3 separate regions of the Mus musculus genome follow, and all the other regions are linked to region 2. Evidence: chromatin loops called from intact Hi-C (ENCODE). Cell type or tissue: left cerebral cortex. All regions are shown on one strand. Links, peaks and the distances in the headings refer to the core of each region. The heading gives the core; the rest is flanking DNA.

What was found. Peaks named below come from ENCODE experiments on the same cell type or tissue, not always from the same donor. Only the 100,000 strongest peaks of a DNase experiment are listed, where the experiment ranks them.
Region 1: a loop joins it to region 2, with 10 times the contacts of the local background. A loop is called at or near these places in 4 of 42 quality-filtered maps.
Region 3: it touches region 2 in a loop (2.0-fold over the local background); 2 of 42 quality-filtered maps call a loop at or near these places.

Annotation. Positions count from the first base shown.
Region 1 is chr7:117,102,945-117,108,589 of GRCm38, forward strand. No RefSeq gene overlaps it. Among named protein-coding and RNA genes, the nearest start is that of Gm39075, 120 kb to the right of the region's middle. In left cerebral cortex, for the core only: no CTCF peak of the experiment used is centred there; DNase peaks (open chromatin) are centred at 1,967, 2,789, 3,225, 4,078 and 1 more place; H3K27ac peaks cover 2,752 bases.
Region 2 is chr7:117,257,047-117,262,691 of GRCm38, forward strand. All of the region lies in intron 2 of Gm39075 (a long non-coding RNA gene), which reads left to right. Among named protein-coding and RNA genes, the nearest start is that of Gm39075, 31 kb to the left of the region's middle. In left cerebral cortex, for the core only: a CTCF peak has its summit at 2,830 (motif pointing right); DNase peaks (open chromatin) are centred at 1,277, 1,651, 2,305, 2,802 and 3 more places; H3K27ac peaks cover 2,174 bases.
Region 3 is chr7:117,172,404-117,178,048 of GRCm38, forward strand. No RefSeq gene overlaps it. Among named protein-coding and RNA genes, the nearest start is that of Gm39075, 53 kb to the right of the region's middle. In left cerebral cortex, for the core only: no CTCF peak of the experiment used is centred there; DNase peaks (open chromatin) are centred at 2,579 and 2,770; H3K27ac peaks cover 279 bases.

The DNA of each region.
Region 1 (5,645 bases), core at 173-5,172, 150 kb before region 2:
AGGGACCTTAAGTCTGGTCATTTTGCTTGTACAGCCAGGGCTTCAACCACTGAGCCATCTCACTAGCCCACATTGTGGGCATTTTAAGGCCAGAACCAGAAACTGTATGCAGAGCTGTTGATCCTCCAGATGGTCTCTATCACCTGATATAATTAGACAGTGTCCCCTCCTCACACAGAACTGGGGCCTTGTGAATAATAAACAAGAAACATTGGGACAACAGGGGATACTGGAGGCTGCAGTTAGGGGGGGGGCAATTGGCAATTGGTACACTCTTGACCTCTCTGCTCGCCTCTCGCCTCACACAGCTGTGTGGAGGGGTTTTCATCTAGAGACACTGACAGCTCTGTGAGAAAAGACATCCGAGATGTTGAAAGTGCCAGGTCCCAAATGAAGAGACCAGCTTCCCTCCTCATCACCTCAGATAAAGTCCCACCCATCATCAGTCGTGTCCCTGAGGACAGGGAACTCACTCACGTTTTCTTAGAGCTCTGCTTTTCAACTTGAGTGCCAGCCTTGTGGTCCTCTCCAAGGTGAAGGAGACAGACACATCCACCACAGTGTTTAAATCTGTGAGCTATAAAAACAGCCACTGAGGTTGATAGACATTCCCTCAGGAGCTGGAGTCATGACTGTGATGACTGAAACCACTGGTTTCCATCAAGAGACATCTGGGATGTTTCTTCTTTAGACAGGATATCAGATATCCCAGGTTGGCCTTGAACTCCACAAGTAGCTGGGGATAACCTTTTGATTCTCCTGCCTCTGTCTTTAGAAGAGCACTTAGATTACAACCATGTGTCACCATACAGAGTTTATGTGCTGCTGAACTCAAACCCTGAGCTTCAAGCATGCTAAGCAAACACTCTACCAACCAAGCTACGCTCCCAAGCCCTCAGCCCACATTTTTTAACACAAGGTCTTTGTCTCTGTGTCTGTCTCTGTCTCTGTCTCTCTGTCTCTGTCTATGTCTCTTCTCTCGCTCCCTCCCTCTCCTTATCCCTCTCCCTCTCCCCCACACCCCTCTGCCATTCAGGTTGCCTTCAGCTTCAGCAACCCTCCTGTCTTCCTGAATGTTAAGATTGCAGGCATGAGTCACCATGGCAGGCCATCAGGGTTGGATTTCTAAGAACACAGTGTGAACATGTTCCTCCAGTGGACACACAGCTTATTCTAAAGCAGTCTTCTTAGGAGGAATACATGTCACTCAGAGGGCTAGATGACTGTTGTAGTCCCTTACAACACAGAGGTTTGCGTTTGAATACACTGCTGTTTGTCCTAATACCTCAAGTGGTTCCGGCTTCTCTAGAGGATTCCAGGCTTGCAAAGTAAAACCAGTGGGGGAAAAAAAGTTCTCCCCAACATAACATTTCTGTTACGAACCTCCTGCAAGGTCACGTGAAATGAGTTGGCTGCTAGTAGACTCTTCAAGTCCCTGGCTAAGGGAATAAGCCCCAAGAGATATTATTGGCCAAACCCTGAAAGATTCTAGGATTGTTCTGTATATTGACCAAGATTGTTAGTGCTGAGATTCAATATGGCTGCCCTTGAGGACTGCCATAGGACAGCAAGAATGGAAAAACCCACACAGCCTTAAAATGCATTATTGATGTCTGACTTTATGAGGAACTAGGAAATTTTGAGGAATTCTTTTTAGTGATAAAAAAGGAAAAACCCTTCGCTTTAAACAAACAAACAAACAAACAAACAAACAAGGATTCTAGTTTCCTTTCCAGTTGCTTTGAAAAATCACTCTAACAATAACAACAAAAGCAACTTAGAAAAAGGAGTTTGTTTTCATTTTAGCTCACAGTTCCAAGTTCCAGTTCATCACTGTCAGGAAGCCAGGATGGGATCCGGAAGCAGCCAGTAATAAATACCCTCATTCATCCACTTACCAGTTTTACATCCGTTTTGATTGAGGCGGGGCCTTGACGCAGTGCCAAGGCTGGCTTTGAACTAAGGATCCTCCTGCCTCAGCCCCTGGAATTCTAGGGTTTTAGGTTTGCATGATTACACCCCAGACCCCTAGTTGCCTTTTGGTTTTTTGTTGTCATTTGTGGGACAAATGTTCACTGTGGAGACCTGGCTGGCTTGGAACTTGATACGTAGACCAGGCTGGCCTCAGTACAAAAGGTGGGCCCATACTCAAAAGAATAAAATGCATGTATGCTTACTGCTCAGCTACTGTTCTTCACTTTATGAAATTCTGACCAGCATATGAAACAATTCCATCCACTTTTAAGGTGGGCCTTTCCACCACAACTAACCCAGTTGATAAAAATCTCTCACAGAAATATCCTCAGGCTAACTGAATCTAGACAATCCCTCACTGAGAACCTTGTCACAGATGATTCTAGATTGTGTCAAGTTAACAATTAAAACTAACCTTCAGAGAAAGTAGATACAATCAGCACAGTGGTAGGAAGCCAAGCTCACAGAAGTCCGTGAGCTTTAACACTTCAAATGACAGCAGGACTCCTGTGAACTTGGTGGTTGGTTGCCACCCGCTTGTTCTCTGGACCCTACTATTGGCAGTGATGCAGAGCAGACAAGAGGATCATCTAGTTTATCTAATAAATCAAAGCCTGAGTTGAAATTTGGGAAGCTGAGGGTGGGAAGCTTGGGTTGTGTCCTTTGGGTGGGAAGCATCCTTGCCAAAGCCAGTTTTGATTGCTGCTTCTTTTCATGGGAGGTGGTTCCCTCTGGGAACTCCCTCTGACTGCCTAAATTCCTCACTATGGCAAAGAAAATATATCTGGGTTTTGGAGTTGGGCTCATTCGAAAGCTCTGTGCATATCCCCCACACTAGCACTTCAAATGCCTACCCAAAGGAAAACCATGCTTGTGAGACTCTTTGCACCCTGGGGATCTGTGGGTATAAAGAGGATGAATCAGGAAAGGGGCTGTAGATTCAAGTCTTTTTTTTTTTTTTAATGAAGGATATACTCTGTCCCCACCGTGAATAGTAGGACATGATGAATAATTCAGTGGCGTTCTCTCTTTCTTGCATCAGGCAGCTCACAGTAAAGGACAATTTCACTATTCCTCCACATCAATAATGTTACCTCCGTCCTTTGGACGCCAGAGCTATAGCACAGTTCTTACGTTAGAAAAGACTGTAAAAGCTATTTAATCCCACCCATTATCAGAGACACAGAGAGAAATTGAGGCAAGGTGGTTAGGTAGTTTGCTTTATCTACAAAGGAGGTTGAAGGCAGAACACAGCTAGGACCCTGGAGTCTCAACCCCTAGCTGTCTCTGCTTGTTTGTCATAGACTTCTCAAGTTTCTCTGTATATAACAGATGTGATTCAAAAGGATCATCAGGTCCACACCACTGTATAATATGGGAGGGTGCATGTCCATGTGCATATGTTTGTGTGATTGATTGTATGTGTGTGGAGGTACACTGCTTACATCTGTGTGATTGTGTGATTGTGTGTGTGTGTTGGTACATGTGCATATGCCTGTGCATACATGCAGATGGTAAAGATTGACCTTGGTTATTGTTCCTCAAGAGTTACCTACTTTAAGTTTTGAGCCCCCCACCCTCACCTGGGGCTCACCGACTCAACTATGCTTACTGGCCAGCAGGCCTCAGAATCTGTCTGTCTTCTCATGTGCATGCCCATGGGCGCTGAGGATCAAGCTCTGGTCGTTGCACAACACAGCAGACACATTACAACCGAGCCATCTTCCCAACCCCCTGGTCCACATGATTATAGCGTCTGCCAATGGTAGACAGAAGGCTAAGCCTGTGTTGTTTCTTTCTGGGAACCCTGAAGCCTCAGAGACTCAGCTCTTTACACTTTTCCCTGTGCTGTGACCCTTTCCAGAACTTGATAGCTCCAGAGGAAGAAGCAGTGCGGTCACCCAGCACTTGCAAAATTCTAAGAAAACCCTGACATGTGGATGGCAAGTCCCACGGTGTTCTCTATCTTCTATGTCAGAATCCACAGGATGCCAAAAGACAAATGCATTTTTCTCTTCCAAATTATTCCTCCTACAAATGCTAAGCATCTCCATCTGGGAGGCATTTAACATGTCGAACAGCTATTGCTGGTCTGTAGGAGGACTCGCCAAGTATCAACTGTTTCCCTGAAATAGCTCCCCTTATTGCTGCAGGAGCCGCCAAGACTCAGCCCAGGCAGGAAGAGGAAAAGAGTATGCAGTGAGGTCTAAAAGTTAGAGGGGAGCGAGTGCAATGGGGCGTTGGTTGGCTTCACACCCCAGCTCTTCTCCCAAAGATGTGTCTCGAGGAAGGCACGTACAGAGGCAATGTGCATGCAGATGGCTGTCACCTGTTTCATCTCACAGATGAAGTTCATCCAGATAGGAACAAGAAAACACACATTTTCTGCTGGACTAATTTAGAACACAAGTCCCATAAAAGATGGCAGTGGTGGAATATGTGAGCTTGGGTAGTACCCAAGACATTGTCTTTACCAGTGTTCTGCTTTCTGACCTGTGCAGTCCAGCCAGTGAAGATGAACAGAGACCCAGGACAGAGACCCATGTTCTCCATCATCACAGATGGTCCCTGGGGATGCTGACTTTTATTTCCATTGCCATGATAAAAATGCCCCAACAAAAGGCAAATTAGGGGAGAAAGGCTTATGCTAACTCATGATTCCAGGTTACAGCCCATTCTAGAAGTCAAGGTGGCAGGAACTTAGAACTGCTAGTCACACCACATCCACAGTCAGAAGTAAAGAGGAACAAACACATTCATGCTGTGAGGTCATAGCTCACTTTCTGAACTCTTACACAGTCTGTGACCCAAACACAGGTGGGCTGGATCTCTCAACATCAGTTAACACAATCAAGGTAATCCCCCACAGACATGGCCACAGGGAGAACTAATTCAGAGCACTCCTCATTGAGATGCTCTTCCCAGTTGATTCTGGATTGTATCAAGTTGACAAAGAAAATTAGCCATCAAATGGAGGTGTGTGACCTCAACTAACCCGAAGTCTAAGTAGGGTGGATTGCTGTAGCAGCTGATGCCATGGGATTTGCAGGAGTTGGAAGAGGTAGAAGTTACTCCTAGGTGTATCGTCAAGTAAGTCACTCATCCTGCTAAGTTAGGATTTGAACACAGGAATATTAGTTGAGAAAACTGTCTCCAGTACAGAGATGAGCTTGACAAAGTTATAAACCTGGCTAGAAGAGAGGCTCATCCTGTCATCATCTCTTCTCTTCAGTCATTGTAAGCGACACACAAGAAAAGAGTGGGTTTGGATGCTCAGAGTCAGGCACTGGACATGCTAAGATGTGTCAGATAGGATGTTGGAGTGCTTTTATGAGGTGGCTGATCAGAAGGGTTAGGTGTAGAATCTGGGATGATAGGACTAATACCTGAAGGACCTTGTGTGACACTGAGGAAGAACAGGGAATGAGCCCTTGACTCAGGCATGAGAGATCAGGGATGATATTGGAGAATGGAAGAGTTCAGTATTGGTGATGAGGAACGCAGGGGCTTTGAGAGGCTCAGAATGTCCTCAGGCTCTGAGACCAGGCTAGAGGCAATGTCCTATTTGGATGTGGCGACAGAGCAGGGGCTGATGAAGGTGTTGAAGGGTGTTTGGTTAGCCTGGGGAGTCCCCTCTGTTTATGCTCCTGTGTGGAGATGACTCACACCCT
Region 2 (5,645 bases), core at 308-5,307:
CAGAGGCTGCTTGTGTTGCCTCCCTGTTAAAGCAGAAGACACTGCCGGCTTCGGCATGCCTGAGCTATGCATACTAAACATATATTAGAGCGAGCATGCTCAGTTTAAAGTCATGATCAAGAGTTCAGAAGGAGAGATGGTGAACCCACGTCTGGGTACGTTCACTTCCAAGACATGTAGCACACAGCGTGTAGTCACAATGCAAAGATGGCAGAGCTGGATGACTCTAGGCATGCTCAGTTCACAGCAGGATAAGCCACGTTGAGTTAAGTTCACTCAAAGAAGTGAGGCCCAGTAACCTGATGACCTCAGCTGCTTGCTTTCAAATTTCCCCAAAGAGTTTCATCCGAAACACAAAGAAAGAATAATGTCTGGTGTGTGTGTGTGTGTGTGTGTGTGTGTGTGTGTGTGTGTGTGTTCAAATTCATGCATGCTTGCATGCCTGTACCCCTGTGAAAAATGTCAGGTTGTTCCTATGAACCTCACATCTTTCTTGTTTTGGAGAGAGGGTCTCTCACTGCCTGGGGACTTTGCAAGTAGGCTAGTGTGGCTGGCAAGCAAGCTCCATGAATCTGCCTGTCTCCTCTTTGCTTTCTTGCGGCTGCACCTGGCATTTTGTGTGGATTATCATGCTCGGGTTGCAAGGCCATCTCCCAGCCTTAGAAACAACCTTTGCAGGGGTCTGCAGCTTCCTCCTCCATGCCTTTCAGACTTCACTCCTAAGGATGAACTCACACAGAGGTTAACACTCATTCTCGGGCCACAGAGCAAGCCTGCTGTCTGTGCTTGTTGTTACTATTTTGGGTTTGCTTATGATGGCACCGTGGCTGTTCCTCCGTATCAGAATACATGGGCCTGTCTGGCTCCCCCATGGGTCACAGTCATCATGCAGTGGATGGACTCAGCCACACTTGCATTGCATCTGCCTGTGTCCCTTCTGTTCCCTCTGAGCATCTACTAAAGGCAGTCTCACTTTCTTCCTAGTCGCTGATGCCCGGTCCTCCCTTTCTGCCATTGATGGTCTGAGCGATCTGCCTGTGTCAGCATCCCTGGTGCCAGGATTACAGAAAAATTATTGGGGGTTCTGGGAAATTGGACTCAAGTTATTGTATTGGTGAAGCCTGCACGTTCCAGTCTGAGCTCACCCTGCTGCTGGCCTTCCCAGCTTCTCGACTCTCTAGTTGGTAGGAGTTCTTTCAGCCTGAGTTTATCGAAGTCTCTCATATTCTCTTATTTCTTTAAAATATAAATGTGGGAACCATATGGAGACTCAGCGGGTTCTGCAGACTGATTTAACCTGCAGCTTTCTCCACAGATTGAAACACCATCGTCAGCTCTGATTCAACAAGGCAAAACCAAACCATGACAGTGGCCTCCTGAATCCCATCCCCTGTTGCCATGTGTGCAACATCAGCCTCCTGTTCTCTGATAAAACAAGTGGTGGCCAGGGTTAAGTGCTAAGGAAAGGGTGTTCCTGGACCAAAACAAAGGGATTCTCTACCTCATATCAGCAACTGCATACAATTTGGGTCTGTTTCTGGGAGCCTAGACCCTCTGTCTATTAAGGAGAGAACATTGAAACACAGACAGAATTCCAGATCTCAATATTCACCAGACAAATAGCACCCACGTTCTGGCAGATCCAGACAGAGGCAGCAGGTCCCCACCTGCTATGAGAAATGGGGGACAGCTGGAAGCTATGTACACTTGAACCAGCAGAATCGTTCTGCTGTAGGTGGGAGCCACCGTAAGCAATAATTGGTTTGACTTGCTTCTGGTCATGTCTCAGCATGCAGACGTTGCTGTAAACGCTTAGTTAAAGACTCAAAACTCCTGGTATTTGCCACCCAGGCTCTGGGACTAGAAAACTGGCTTGGCCATTTGTTTTCCTCATTCTTTTTTTTCATTTCCTCTTCCCTTCTTCCTCAGTTCTTCCTCTTCTTCCTCAGTACTTCCTCTTCTTCCCCCCTCATCCCTTTCCCTCCTTTCATTCATTCTTTCTGAGCTTCCCTCCTTTCTTGTACTACCTCCTTATGTCTTCCTTCCTTCCTTCCTCCCTCCTTCCCTCCCTCCCTCCCTTCGTTCGTTCCTTCCTTCCTTCCTTGTCCTCTCTCTTTCCTCCCCTCCTCCATCTCTCCAGAACTTAGCTCATTCCTCCCATGCAGACCCAGAGCAGGGGCCCTGTGTTTGATCAACACTTGAAGTGGCTGCAAATACTCTCACTTCTCATTTAAATTTGTATCGATCTCCCAAATGGGAAACAGGCAGCCAAAATAAATTACATAAATAGAGTTAATCGGGATGGAGCCTGGGGGCGTGAGAGGAATCTGGTGCTGTGAGTAGATTCTGCTGATGTGGAAAAGAGGCGGAGGATGAAATATGTATGATTTGGAGAGAGGAAAACAAACAGCAGCCAGTGTCTAAGAAGTCAGGATTACCCAGGAGTGAACGAGGGTCTCTTTGGGTAGATGCAGTGGATGTGTGGCTTAGAGGTTGATGCATGCTTTCTCTGAGAAAGCAGAATCCCATGAGTGAGGGGAAGTCTGTTCACAATAGCTTTATGGCTGCTTTTCAACTCCAGACACTTCAAAATAAACGATGCGTGGGTCTGGTTAAATCATATAAATAAATAAATAAATAAATAAATAAAAATAAAAAGAAGTAACAACAACAAAAGCAAGACCAGTAGGCGGTCTGGATGGTATTAGACTTTTGGGTCTGTGCCTTGTGGCAGACATATGTTGCTTTTGTTTAACTTCCCCCACTTTGACGCAGGAAACCACCACAAGGTGGTGGGCATATGATGTGTCTTAGCCAATCAGCTTTCATTCCTGTCCTCAGGAGGATTAAGTTAGGGATGGATTAAATCCATCCAAGGTCAATGTTTTCTGTTACCGGTGCAGATTGTGTTTGCTTAAGTGATTTAGCTGCCAACATTTAAGCCATTGGGGCTTTTTATATAAAATCATGACTTTCTGGTTTAGCTTTACATTTTTAGTTGATGCGGTAACTCTGGGCTGCTCCTCCCACGTGGTACCAGTTAGCTGGCATTGAACAGTAACCGCCCCTTCAGACAGATGTGAGCTTTGGCTCTTCTAATATTTTACCCAGCTGGAATCTTGGCTCACCTCTTCTTGCATGCATTTCTGACAAGCCCTGGGTTGAGAGGGGACAGGTTTGAAGGTTCTATTGCTCTTTCCTTGTTTTGAGAAGGGTCCCACTAGCCCCAGGGTTGGCTTCTAAGCTCTTATATAGGTGGACGATCTTAAACTTGTGATTTTCCTGTCCCAACTCTCCGAGTGCTGGGAACACCAGCTTATATCATCTCACTCATTTTCTGTGTTGTTGGGAATGACCCAGAGACTCGTGAACATAAAAATCAGGCATCTTACCAGCTGAACCCCAAGCCCTGCCCTGACCCATTCTAGGGTTAGGCAGTTATCTGATTTTATTTACCAGTGATGGAGACCTCAGCTTTCACCGTCCACCCCCAAGTCTCTCTGTGCATCTGAGGCAGCTGGCTTCTGAGAAGGGAAGAATGTTGTCTGAAGCCACACAGCAAGTGTTGGTGTCAATGGGAAGAGGATTAATTGTCTCTTTGTATTTGTCTCCCAGAGCTGGCAGGGCGAGCAAGCCAGCAGGGATGCCCTAGAAGGAAATGTTCTAAGATGGAACCGATTAAAGGTACTGATGTTGGAAGTGGCCATCCCATCCATCCAGAAATAGGTATTTTTAGGCAGCAGGGCTGAGTGTCCTCTCTAAAATTGTCTTTCATGGGTTGGTGCCAGCTCTTCTCATAGCCGAGTTGAAGGCTAGCTAAAACAAACTCATTCTTTTTCTCACCACTAAAAAGATACAGCAACCTCCCCAGTTTTTTTCTAAAGTGGATGACTTACATTTTCATCCATTTGTATTCATATTCTGCCTCCACTGAGCATCACTGAGTTCTAAACAATGCTAACTTCCAGAGGTACAGTGATTTGGATTCCTTCAGCAGTCAGTTGAGCCACAAGCCCTGATATTAACTCAAAGGGCAGGTTAGATCACTGTCGAGGTATGCTGTTAATGTCTACCTGAACCGAAATCAAGGGTCATCAGACAGAATTACACAGAGAGCTTGGGGCCCACGTCTACTCATCTGTACATCTTTAAAACTCCAGTAAAAAGAAGTGTATCATAATTTTAAGTAGTGGAAGATTTAGAACCAAACTGTTTTGAAAATCTATGGATACGTAAACAGAGGCCACATTCTCTTCTGGTAAATAGAGAAATTGTATGCTCCTGGATGGTAGCCACTCTTTTTTTAAAGATGAGTACACATATTCAAATTTTCCACACTCCCCACCAGTCCCTATCACATCACTCTGTCTCCTATCAGAAATCTACAGGACACTAGGGATTTGAATGGGTGTCCCCAGCTCTATGACAGAATATCTGGAAGAGGCAACAACAGGAGGTGTTCTGGTTCGTAGTTCAGAAGGTACAGTCCATCGTGGCAGAGAAGGCAGGGCAACTAGAATAGCTAGGTTCATGGCAGCAGGAGCGTTGAGACATGACTTATTCATATCTTAGCAGAGGTAAACTTGAAGCAATGCTGGGCTATGACCAACCAGCATGGGCCACACAACATCCCCAAACAGTACCCCTATCTGGAAACAGTGTTCGAATATATAAACCTGTAGGGGGACATTTCACATTCAAGTTGTGACAGCCTTTACCTAACATTTTAAAGAGTGTAGTGTAGTCTTGGAGGTGAGTGGCAGGGATGTGTGGGCAACAGCCTAGCAATGAAAATCCTGACAGATTCAGGAAACTGCCTGTATTCTCATGTGTTGGACAGCTGACTACAGCATCTCCAAGAGGAGAGAGACATAAACTTCAGGGCTCATAAGGACCGGACCACACACAGTGTCCCATGCAGGATGAGGACCTGGCAGCATAAAATCGAGCCATGGAGCTAAGTGAAGGACTTACAGCTGGATCCTGAGGGAAATGAGATCTCAGGATCTTAGTCACGGGACTAGTGTGTTAAGTGTGTTCTCAGCAGATCTCTGAGGAAGGAATAAAGTCCTCAGAGAAGTAAAAGATGCTGGAACACTGGGTAGGTATCCATGGTGCTCAATAATGATTGGCAACTGGACAAACTCTAGAATCACCTAGGAGACAAGCCTCTGGACACACATGTGAGGAATTATTGATTAGGTAAATTGAGATTGACAGACTCATACTAAATGTGGACAGCACCATTCCTAGGCTGGGGCAGTGGGCTGCATCAAGAAAAGAAACGGAACTGACCATCAGGCTTCTCTGCTTTCTGAAATATAACATGACCAGCTGCCACACTCTGCCTCTGTTACCATGCCTCCCCTTCATTATGAGTTATTCCTTCAGACTGTAAGCTAAACAAACAAACAAGCAAGAACCAAAACCAACCAACCAACAAAACCTCCCTTCCTTAAATTACTTCTATCACAGTGATGGGAAAAATATCTAAGAAAATATCTTTTGTCCAGAATAAGGATTGAGGTGAGGGATCCAGCCATCTTCAGTCCCTGCCCAGAATAGGTGCTTGGCCAATGTTTGTTAATGTTTTAGGGATGAGTAGTGATGGCTCGGGAGTGATGTATATCTCCTATCCACTGGAA
Region 3 (5,645 bases), core at 173-5,172, 85 kb before region 2:
TCCACCCATGCCAGGATCTTGGCTGGCTTGATGTTATACAGGTTTGGTGTATGACCTTGCCGGTCTTATGAACTCTGTTTAACTCCAGACACCCTTTGTGTCTGGTTCTTGAAATCTTGCTGCTTCTCTTCTGAGATGGTGCCTGAGCCTTGGGAAGAAAGGGTATGATATAAATATCCCTTTGAAATCTGAGTACTTGTCACCCTCTTATTCTCTGCACAGTGACTAATTATGAGTCTCTATATTAATCATCATTTACTGCAAAAATAAGCTCCTTAATGAGGGTTGAGATATGCACTTATTTGGGGGGTATAAAGATAAGAACTTAGGAGCAGTTTACTACCATATACACTTAGCAGAATAATAGTATTAGCTAATTTTCAAGGAACTATGGCTGGCCTAGTTAGTCAAAGGTTTATTTATCCAGTTAAGAGAGCCAAGCATATGCTCCATATTGTGGAGTTGTCTTAATTCTTGCCAATGCTTTTGATGCCCCTCCAGAACTTGATGGACTAGGCTATATTGTTTAAGATACCACATATGCTAGAGTCATAGAACATGGGAAGTCAAGCTGCTCTTTCCCTAGAAGCTCCATCTCCGGCTAGCTTTCACACTACTGGAATGTCCTATGCAGACTAGGGAGCAATCGATTTGCTCAGTGAACTTGTGAGCTATAATAACTACTGTCTGGCAAGATATGTCCACTGGTATAATAGTACAAATGCTGTGGGAGAAACCAACCACTTCCTCTTAATTTATGTTTAATTTTTTTTAATTTAAAAGTTTTTGTTTGTGGTGGTTTGTGTATGTATTTGTGGTGTGTGTATGTGTGTGTGACACACAGAGAGAATTTATAGTATATGCACCTCTGTGTGTAACTAGGTATTTGTAGTGTGTGTGTGCTTGCACAGGTATGTGTATCTATTTGAAGTGTATGCACCTTCCTCTGTGTGTGTGTGTGTGTGTGTGTGTGTGTGTGCTTGAGCCCGTGCACACATACATGCATTTATGGTGACATATTTGTGTGCACATCCGGAAACCAGATGATGAAGTCCGGTAACCTACTTTATCACTTTCTGCTGTATTCTCTTAAGATGGGGTCTCACAATGTTCCTGAAGCTAGGCTAATAGTCAGCAAGCCCCAGAGATTCTCCTGTCTCTGCCTCCTGTATGTCTAGGGTTATAGCCCTCCAGACAACCAGCCCAACATTTTCTGGAGGCCCAGTGATCCAAACTCAGCTCCTCGAGTGCTTTTTTACCACACGGAGCCATGACACACTCTTCTTAACATTGCTTCTGTTTTGATGATGAAGAAACAGAAACTCCGGGAAGCTTGGTGCATCATGTGCTTGGTCAGAGGCAGCATTAGCAGTTGAACCTAAAAACCATGCTATGCTCACAGGCCTTATTTCTGTCACTTACAGTTCTTATTCTACCTCCCTTTAAGTTGATAGAACTCTTTCACACCTGGCAATGCATGTTATTGCCAATTCATTTACAGGTTCTTAAACATCATTTGTTAGCTCTGTTGCATCACACAAAATATCTATCATCTATCTATCTATCTATCTATCTATCTATCTATCTATCTATCTATATCTAAACTCTTTATTATCTCAGTATTATATTCATTCTTGCTCTATCTATCTATCTATCTATCTATCTATCTATGGAATGATATACATGTTATACTTTCTCTTCACATATTGTATAAAAACGGTACCAAAACCATGGGATATCCATCAGTAAACATGCCCTTTAGGATGTTTGGGGAGAGACTGGAGGTACAAGTTCCACAGACCTGGGCCACACTCCATAGACAGATACTTTCAGATACCTGAGGTAACTGACTCTATTCCTAAGACTAAAGTTCTTCAAGTTCCCAAAAAGAGTGAGATGAAGAAAGGACAGATTCAAATATTTGGCTGGTGGCCTCGATTCTGTAAATCAAATCAGCAGAATCTAGCCAGACAGAATGCTTGCTGGTGTCCTTTACCAAGCCAAAGGAAGGCTCCAGTCACTGATTTGAAGGATTTTGCTAAAGTAGCTGGGAGGCAGAGAGGGAGGGAGGGAGGAGAGGGAGAGAGGGAGGGAGGGAGGAAAGGGAGAGAGGGAGAGGGAGAGGGAGAGGGAGAGGGAGAGGGAGAGAGAGAGAGAGAGAGAGAGAGAGAGAGAGAGAGAGAGAGAGAGAGAGATTTTTTTAAAGTCATTAAAACCTCAAGCCATGGACCCAAAAATATATGCTAAATGAATGAAGTCAGTTGAAAAAAAAATCCCATTTTATGATGAAATCCATGTAGACAGACCATAATTTGTTGGTTCCATAGGGAAGGGAAATGGCAGGTGATAGGATACAGGGCTTAATTTTGATGTCAGGAAACGTTCTAAAATTGTCTGTGGTTAGAGTTGCACATGTCTGAAAGAAAGTACAAACAACACTGAACTATAAATTTTATATGTGAAAACTGTGCAGCGTGTGAATGACATTGTCAAAGAGCTGCTACAAAAATAAGTCCCAACAGCCCACTCAGGCAATCCGGTGCCAAGAGTAGCGCCGGACTCCTATTCTCAACATCGATACACACTCACTGTTTCCTCAAGGTTTTGTGTGTTCTTCCCTTCCTTTCTCTTGCCATCCCTAGGCAAACTGATGGCATCCATATGGTCCCCAGTACACAATGATAAAAGATCTTGGAAGCCAAAGAACCTCTCTATTTCTTTTTAAAAGCATGCTGACTTTCCAATCACGCTAATTTGTTTTTGTATATTCAGGATATACATTTGAAGGGAATTTATACACCACCCAACAGCCATCTGTTCCCATGCTGCTTTTTAGCCTACTCTGGGAGTGGCTGGAAGTTGGGAGAGGAAGTTATTTCAGCTTTCTCTTGAACTTCCTACTCAGAACCCTCAAGAGAGAGAGAATACCACAGGGAAGGAGGGGGTGGGGCGAGAGGGGTGCTCATTCTCTAATAGAATTCAGATGTTATAATCTACGAGATCCTAAGTCAATGACTTAACCATCCTCAGCCTGTTTTCATATCTTAGATAGAGGATAATCATAGTTTCAGTACCTACTAGGCTCATTGAGAAAATGAAATAAGAGGATATCAATAAATCACTTGTCTTGACACACAGTATACACTCTGTGGATCAGAGCTATTCATTGTAATGGCTGTGATTCCATTACAATTGATTTGTGTGGATAGACTTTGGAAGATCAATCTTTTGTCTCTTCTAGCACCTCTACTCTAGAGAATACTCTAGAAATACTTGTCTTCCTGTAGACCTCCTATTACCTAAGGTGATTACTATTCTAGCTGGACCAGGATGTAGACTATAGCAGTTCCTTAGATATGAATTCAATTCTGGTGTCCAGAGGGTGATATCCTGGTGTCCTGATATTTGAAACTTCCCTTGAAGCATCTGTCTCTGTTAGGTTTTCCAGTCCCTATGACCTCTTGACATCCCCTTTCATCTCTGAATCTTGACAGTGATTTCTAGAAGAACAAGCCATGGATCTCTAAGGAGAAGAAATCTAGGAGAAAAAATGTGCCTGCGAGAGTGGATTCTGCACACGTGTCTCCATGAACTAACTGCTTACCAGCAGAAGTGAGAAGTCAGGCTTTTCCTGGTATCTGATTTTCTGGTGCCACAGGAAAGACCAAATGCATAATTCTACAGGGACCTAAGAAATCTTTGTCCCTTTCATAAGGGTGGACCTGCTCATGTCCCCATTTCTGCCTGAAGTTGCAGCTGCAGGGACCTACATGGTGTTTGCCCCTTTAATAAGATTGAACCTGCTCCGGTCACCTTCCCTTCCTATACTGATGACTTATGCTCCATGTCTCCACTAGAGTTTTTGGTCTCCAAGTTCAGACTTTGTGTGCCACAGAAACCAACTTCTGCTACTAGGAGAGATGTCCACAGGTTTTAAGGGTGTGCCTAGAAAAGTCGTAACCTACAAGACCAGGTGTGGTGGTTTGAATATGCTTGGCCCCGGGGAGTGGCACTCTTTGGACTTGTGGCCTTGTTAGAGGATGTATGTCATTGTGGGTGTGGGCTTTGAGAGCTTTCTCCCAGCTTCCTGAGGATGACAGTGTTTTTCCTGTTTGCCTTCCGAACAAGATGTAGAACTCTCAGTTCCTTCTCCAGCACCATGGCTGCATGGGTGCTGCCATGTTCCCACCTTGATGATACAGGACTGAACGTCTGAACTTGAAAGCCAGCCCCAATTAAATGTTGTCCTATAAAAGTTACCTTGGTCATGGTGTCTGTGCACAGCAATAAAACCCTGACTAAGACACCAGGCTTAGGGATTAGAGTCGTTTATTATGAATCCCATAGAAAGAAAAACCCAACTAGTGTTTTGTTTTGCTTTGTTTTGATTAAAAACAAAAAACAAAAAAACCCCTGCTCAGAACCCCATGTTGGAGTTTATAGGGAAACAGATTGCCTGCTGCAGCCATGGCTATGGGGTACACAGCACATTTTCAGGGTCCTCGCCCCTCTCCAATCTAGAAGCACATCAGGCTTCTAGAATCTCAAATAGAAGCACAAATGAGGTTTATGAGCCATTAATCTTAGGTCATGTTTCCAAAGTCTCAAAAACATTCAAGAACAATTAACTGCTTTACTGAAAACAGATTGTGAACCTTGCAATTAGGTAGATCCTGGGGGCGGGAGGAGACCTTAAATGGTCAAGTGTTCCCACCCTAGAACTTTCAGAGGGTACAGCAAGCATAGTTCTCACAGTCTTCTGCCCCTGCAGTGCCCTAGTTGCTCATGAGAAGAAATGGGGATGTTTCTAGACTTCTTCACACTATTGTAAGGTGTGAGTTTGGTATGGTTTGAAGCAAAAACAAATGTGGTTTGAGAGGAAGCCCCCTCCCCCCTTAGTTTCATTGGCTTCTGTTGAGAATCTCTTTTAGGACTATGAGTCCTTCCTCTATTATTAAGAGATTAGGAAAGAGCTACCGCTATTGTTTGGATGTGGTAAATGTCTCCCCCTAGCATTGAAGGCAGTAGTTCTCAACCTGTGGATCTTGACCCCTTTGGAGGTCAGGTTACATACAAGATATCCTGCATATCAGATATTTACATTATGATTCATAATGGTAGGAAAATTACAGTTTTGAATTAGCAATGAATTAATTTTATGGTTGGGGCATCTCCACAACATGAGGAACTGTATTAAAGGATTGTAGCATTAGGAAGGTTGAGAACCCCTGGTTAAAGGTATTACATCCAGAAACATATGTGAAGAAAGTTCAGCTATGTGTTTGGTGCTTGGCTGATGGTATGAGGTCATGAGAGCTTTAAGAGCGCTGTTCAGGGCTGGGGATTAGCTCCATCTGTAACATGCTTGTCTTCTGAGCATGAGGGCCTGAGTTCAATTCTTAGAACTGATCTAAAATAGCTATGAGTAGTGATGGCACTTAAAATATCAACGTTGGGGAGGAAGAAACAGGCAGATCCCTGCGCTCACTTGCTGGCCAGCCTAGCCTACATGGGGACACTTCAGGCAGCAAGGCACTTTGTTGCAGTAAATAAAATGGACAGTGCATGAGTAACCCAACGTGGACCTCTAGCCTCTACACACACTTGTACATATGGGTACCACTTGTACATATGGGTACCACTTA